Linked DNA regions of Homo sapiens: region 1 is linked to region 2. The links are chromatin loops, found by intact Hi-C in ENCODE. Cell type or tissue: mammary epithelial cell. All regions are shown on one strand. Links, peaks and the distances in the headings refer to the core of each region. The heading gives the core; the rest is flanking DNA. Region 1 overlaps LRRC52-AS1 (LRRC52 antisense RNA 1). Region 2 overlaps UCK2 (uridine-cytidine kinase 2).

The links. Hi-C counts contacts between places; a loop is a spot of excess contacts. Peaks named below come from ENCODE experiments on the same cell type or tissue, not always from the same donor. Only the 100,000 strongest peaks of a DNase experiment are listed, where the experiment ranks them.
Region 1: a loop joins it to region 2, with 4 times the contacts of the local background. A loop is called at or near these places in 1 of 110 quality-filtered maps.

What each region holds. Positions count from the first base shown.
Region 1 is chr1:165,480,800-165,483,707 of GRCh38, forward strand. It overlaps LRRC52-AS1 (LRRC52 antisense RNA 1), which reads right to left. Exons shown (of 7, transcript NR_026744.2): 6 at 1,550-1,808. Among named protein-coding and RNA genes, the nearest start is that of RXRG, 37 kb to the left of the region's middle. In mammary epithelial cell, for the core only: no CTCF peak of the experiment used is centred there; a DNase peak (open chromatin) is centred at 1,532; H3K27me3 peaks cover 236 bases.
Region 2 is chr1:165,902,134-165,905,041 of GRCh38, forward strand. UCK2 (uridine-cytidine kinase 2) reads left to right here. Exons shown (of 7, transcript NM_012474.5): 5 at 1,049-1,146. Among named protein-coding and RNA genes, the nearest start is that of MIR3658, 4.3 kb to the right of the region's middle. In mammary epithelial cell, for the core only: no CTCF peak of the experiment used is centred there; a DNase peak (open chromatin) is centred at 1,748; H3K27ac peaks cover 1,492 bases.

The DNA.
Region 1 (2,908 bases), core at 273-2,772, 420 kb before region 2:
GTGATGGTTTCCAGCTTCATCTATGTCCCTGCAAAGGATGTGCACTCATCCTTTTTATGGCTGCATAGTATTCCATGGTGCACATGTGCCACAACAAATAAACATGATAAAATCATATCTAGTTAATGTGGTGGTATATCTTACCTAAGCATTTATGTCTATAAAAATGAATTTATGTGATTATCTGCTTTACATTTTAGTATCAAAAGAAGTTATATGTATATTTTAAAATAAACCACACCTGTGGCTAAGCTTAGTGTCTGAAATGGTATCACCAGAGTAACTGGCAACACCTGTACTAGTGGCACACTGTGACTCCAGGTTTACATAACTCAGCGGACTCCTCAAGTTTCTGTAAAGCTAACTGCAAGCCTATACCTCTCAGAGAATAATATTTTTCTTAAAAGTTTCATTGCTTTCTTCAAAAAGTGTTTGAGCATGACTATGTGTAAAGCATTGGCCATGGAGGATACAGTATGATCCCTGTTCATGAGAAGCTAACATTCTAGATATTAGCTAATACTCTAGATTCAACAAGGAAAGTGATCACACCTTAAGAAACAAACGCAGGCCGGCGCAGTGGCTCACACCTGTAATTCCAGCACTTTGGGAGGCCATGGCCGGTGGATTGCCTGAGCCCAGGAGTTTGAGACCAGCCTGGGCAACATGGCGAAAACCTGTTTCTACTAAAAAATACAAAAAGTTAGCCAGGTGTGGTGGCACAATCCTGTAATCCCAGCTACTCTGGAGCCTGAGGCAGGAGAATCGCTTGAACTGGGAAGGCAGAGGTTGCAGTGAGCTGGGATCCCTCCAGCTGCACTCCAGCTGCACTCCAGCCTGGGTGACAGAGTGAGGAGAAAGAAAGAAAAAAGAAAGAAAGAAAGAAAGAAAGAGAGAGAGGAAGGAAGGAAGGAAGGAAGGAAGGAAGGAAGGAAGGAAGGAAAGAAGGAAAGGAAAGAGAGAGAAAGAAAGAAAGAGAAAGAGAGAGAGAAAGAAGAGAAGGAGAGAAAGAGAGACAGGAGGGAGGGAGGGAGGAAGGAAGGAAGGAAGGGAAGAAGGGAGGGAGGGGAGACAGGGGAGGGAGGGAGGGAGGAAGGAAGGAAAGAAGGAAAGAAGGAAGCAAGGAAGGAAGGGAAAGAAAGGAAAGAAAGAAAGAAAGAGAGAGAAAGAAAAGAAAAGAAAAAAAGAAAGAAAAGAAAGAGAGAGAGAAAGAAAGAAAGAAGGAAGGAAGGAAGGAAGGGAAGGAAGGAAGGTAGGGAAGGAAGGAACAATACTCCGAGTATATGAAAGAGGGCTATGATGTAACCGTTACTTTGATAAATATCAATGTTAGAAGAGGTCTGACATTGACTGACAAAGACCCAATGTCTCCAGACACCTGTGTTAAGTCCTAAGAAGAACGGGGAGGGAAAGTAGGGGAGGGGAAAGGAAGTGACTTGGGAAATGAGCAATAAAAGAGAGAAGAGTTTGGGCCCAAGATGCCTCTGGCTATGGTTATTTCTTGTGTTCCAAACAGCTGGCTGTGTGTTTGGAGTTCTGGATGACTCACCACGTAGGAGGAGTGCTGCGGGAAGAAAGGAGAAAAACCACAGAGGAGGGAAATCCCCTTCAGCATCCTTGGGGTGTGGCTGTGGCATTCTGTCTCAAGGCCTCACACAGGCCAGCTAACATCTCGGGCTTCAGTGCTTGGAAGCCATTTAGGGGTGATTTTAAGACTCTTCCAGAAACCCAGGGGCTCATCCAGAGAGGAAAGGGACTTCATTCAGCTTCCTTGCTTATAAACCTAAGCAACCATGGGTGAAGAATCCCTGCAAAGAAAGAAGAAATATATACTTGTCAAAATGGAGATGTTCGCTTGAGTCTTCCTACCAGGAAAAGAAGAGGAAGTTGGGGGGAAGGAAGAAGACTAGCTTTGAGCATAGAATTTCATACATTACAAACGGGGCTGCACTGCAAAACCACACAGCCCTGTGATTTAAGCTCCTCGTGTAGTCTCAGTGAGTTCCTGGGTCTTCTTATAGACTGATTTGTATCCCCCTGCCTAAATTCCTATATTGAATCTTAAACCCCAGTACCTCGGAATGTGACTATAGAGATAGGGCCTTTAAAGAGGTGATGAAGCTCAAATGAGGCTGTTGGGGTGGGCCCTAATCCAATGTGACTGGTGTCCTTATAAAAAGAAGAGATGAGGACACAAAAAGAGGCACGAGGAACAAGAGTGCACAGAGAGAGGACCCCATGCAGAGGCAGCAAGAGGACTGCCATCTGTAAGCCAAGCAGAGATGCCACAGAGGAAATCAACCTTGCTGGTACCTTGAGCTTGGACTCCCAGCCTCCAGAACTGTGAGAAAATTGATTTCTCATGTTTAAGCTGCCCATTGTGAAACTTTATCATGGCAACCCTAGCAGACAAAACACTGGGGAAAGAGCTCCCATACAATTTGAATGTGGTGTCCCGGGAGGGCCTCAACACATGCCAGCTAAATCACTGCTGTTTCATTCCTACATCACAACCTGACCTCAGACCATTACTACAAGATACTAACATTTGAGTTTTCCCACCTGCCAGACACTATATTAGGCTGCTTTCTCACATATTACCTCATTTAATTGTTAATGCAAACCTGAGGCTCAAAAGAGGTTAAGTAGTTTCCCCAAGTGTATTAGTCCATTCTCACAGTGCTATAAAGAACTATTTGAGATTGGGTAATTTATAAAGAAAAGAGGTTTAATTGATTCACTGTTCTGTAGGCTGTACAGGAAGTGTGGCTGGGAGGCCTCAGAAAACTTAATCATGGTGGTAAGCGAATGAGAAGCAAGCACGTCTTACCATGACAGAGCAGGAAAGAGAGAAAAAGGGGAGGTGCTACACACTTTCAAACAACCAGATCTTGTGAGAACTCAATCC
Region 2 (2,908 bases), core at 316-2,815:
GCTGAGGCAGGAGAATCGCTTGAACCCCAGAGGCAGAGGTTGTAGTGAGCTGAGATCGCGCCACTGCACTCCAGCCTGGGTGACAGAGTGATGAGACTCTGTCTCAAAAACAAACAAACAAAAAATTAGTCCATTGAGGTGGTGTGTGCCTGTAGTCCCAGCTACTTGGGAAGTTGAGGTGGGAGGATCACTTGCTCAAGCCCAGGAGGTTGAGGCTGTAGTGAGCTATGACTGTGCTACTGCACTACAACCTGTGTGACAGAGCAAGACACCTTGTATTAAAAGAAAAAAAAATTTTTTAAAGAAAAAAAAAAAAGAATGGTAAAAGCCCCTGGATAAAACTGACCGGGGGAAGAAGGTAGAAGACAGAAGATGGTGAGTTTGTTGTCAATTTGGGCTTCATCTCAGCCCCAGCCCACCATTCTCTAGGCCATGGTTTTCTTATCTTTCACTGAGTGATTTTTTTTTTTTTTTTTTTTTTTTTTTGGCAAACCTCTGTGCATGAGGTAGGTGGAAATGGTTAACCATGGCTGGGTCCTCAGCCTGGCCTGGGCTCCATGCTGCAGAGGGGGCATGGGTGGGAGCTGGGAGCAGTGAGCTGATGCCTGATCAGTGGGTCGCTGGACTTCTGAACGCAGGTAAGTGCATGCAAGGAGGCAGCGTGCAGCCCAGCCCTCTCGGGGCCCAGATTGCTTCTTGTTAACAGTGAGCTCTCCAGGAGTGCCCTGCTTTTTTAAAAAATTCACACTGAAATTTTGTTTGGAGCAAATGTTGCTTGAAACAAGAAGGCTGTTGGCCTCCATGGACAGCCTTTTGTTTCAAAGAGCATTGTGTCATTGCCAAGTTTGACCATTGTAAGATGTCAGAATGTAACTTGTCTTTTCCGAAGCCGCTGCTGATCTGCTCTTGGTCAAGCCTCTCAGGATTCCAGCTTGAGAATCATCTAGAGTAATTGTGGAGCCTGTGGGAGCTAGGTCCACCCCATGAAGGGCGGGTGTGTGCTGGCTCCTACACCGTTTTTTGATTCTTGTTTTCCCTTCTCTTACAGTATTAAGGGACATCAGCGAGAGAGGCAGGGATCTTGAGCAGATTTTATCTCAGTACATTACGTTCGTCAAGCCTGCCTTTGAGGAATTCTGCTTGCCAGTGAGTTGTGTTCTTGGTTTGTTTTTGTTGAATGTAGAATTTAAAATTTGATGATATAAACGAAGGTGTGCAAGTTTGTGGAGCTCCCCTGCCTGAATCTCACTCCTCTCTCTGAGTGATCCTCTGTCCTGAAGTCCTAAGAGAGGGCAGCCCTTGGTCCTTGTGTCCTCTGTGTTCTCCAGGAGCCCTGTCCTGCTGTTCTTTCTTTGGGTAGCCCTGTAGGGTCCTGCCAGTCCTTAGGCAGGTCATTTAATTCCCAGCTAGTTCTAGGTTTCTTGCTTGGTGGGGTCATGGTGTGAGACCGTTTACTGAGGGTGTATCATATCCAAGGAGAGTCCTCAGCCATTTGGATCTCTGAAGGGTCTGCAATGGGTGACGTATGGATGCACTGGGTGCTGTGCCCCGAGATGTTCCCCTCTGAGCCTCTCCTGCCATCACCACTGAGCCCTGCTTTGAGCTTGTCTTTAGCTCCCATTTGGAGACTGTCATGCCTTACTGGAATAAGCTTCCTTCCCTTCACCCTTGCAGACTCACCAGTCCTTCCTGTGGCAGCTAGGAATTCTCTAGTGAGGTGGCTTTCAGAGAAGGAAGAACACAGAGAGTTGGCCCTCAGCCCAGGAAAGACAGGAAGGGGCATGTTGAGGGAAGGCTACCAGAGACAAGAGGTGTGGTGTGCTGGGGCTGCAGAAGGAGAAGTATTTAACTCAGGAGAATCCTACTGAGTCAATGAGTCTTCTCCAGCTTGGCCAAACCATGGTCTGGCTCCTGAATTATTTATAGTTAAGCTCTGAGACCGGGAGGAAGGGAAGGAAGAGCTTGGGACTTAACCTGGTCTTGGTTGAGATACACTGGGAAGGCTGGAATCTCTGAAGACATTGAAGATTTAGAGTAAGGCTGGGTATTGGAATTTCCCTATTTATTCTAACAATAAACTTCATTCTTTTTCTTCTGGGAAAATATCTCAAACTGTCTTTGTTTCTTTAAGGATGTTACTAGCTTTTACAGCAACCCATACTTGACTTTGGTTTAAATGCGGGACAGGTGGACTTTTTGAGCCAACTGAGTAACATTGATGCCCTATCCATTGCCCTGGAGACTATTGAGTTACAAGAGTAGGTTACTGGAAAGAGACCAGAGGGGGCTGAGGAGCTGTGAACTTCTTTCCACCCAGTTATCTATCTGAGGACCTCTCCTGTTATTTTTGACTTAATAAGAACACAAAATGAATTTATTATTGGATATCAGTCATATTTAACTGTCAGTTTTCTACGTTTAACTTAGTTGTAACAAAGCTAAAAATTCTGCAGACGTTTTCTGGGTTATTTCTGCTTGCTTCCACTGTCCAGCCACTCTTTGCTCAGGGAAGATCAGCTCATTCCCCTGTAAGCCAGGAACTTGGACCTGATAAATGTCTGCTCAGTTCAAGTTGGGTTTGGGGCTGACACCGTTGCCTTTCAGCAATCCTAGGGCAGAGGCTGCACAGAGTAAGATGCCCACATGCTTGAGGTGTGGTTTATGTGTTCTTATGCTAGACTTAGTTTGTATGCCAGGATGCAGTTACTTGTAGAATGGTCTACAAAATCTCAGTAAATTTGGACCAACAAAAAAGAAAAAGAAAAAAGAAATATGCCTCTTTGTGGCCTGACTTTCTTTCTTTAAAAATTGGGTAATAATAGAACCTATGAACTGGTCATCAGTGAAGAATACTTTTTCTGGTTTTACCCTGTGCTAGGAGTGAACAGTGTCATGTTTCAGACTATGT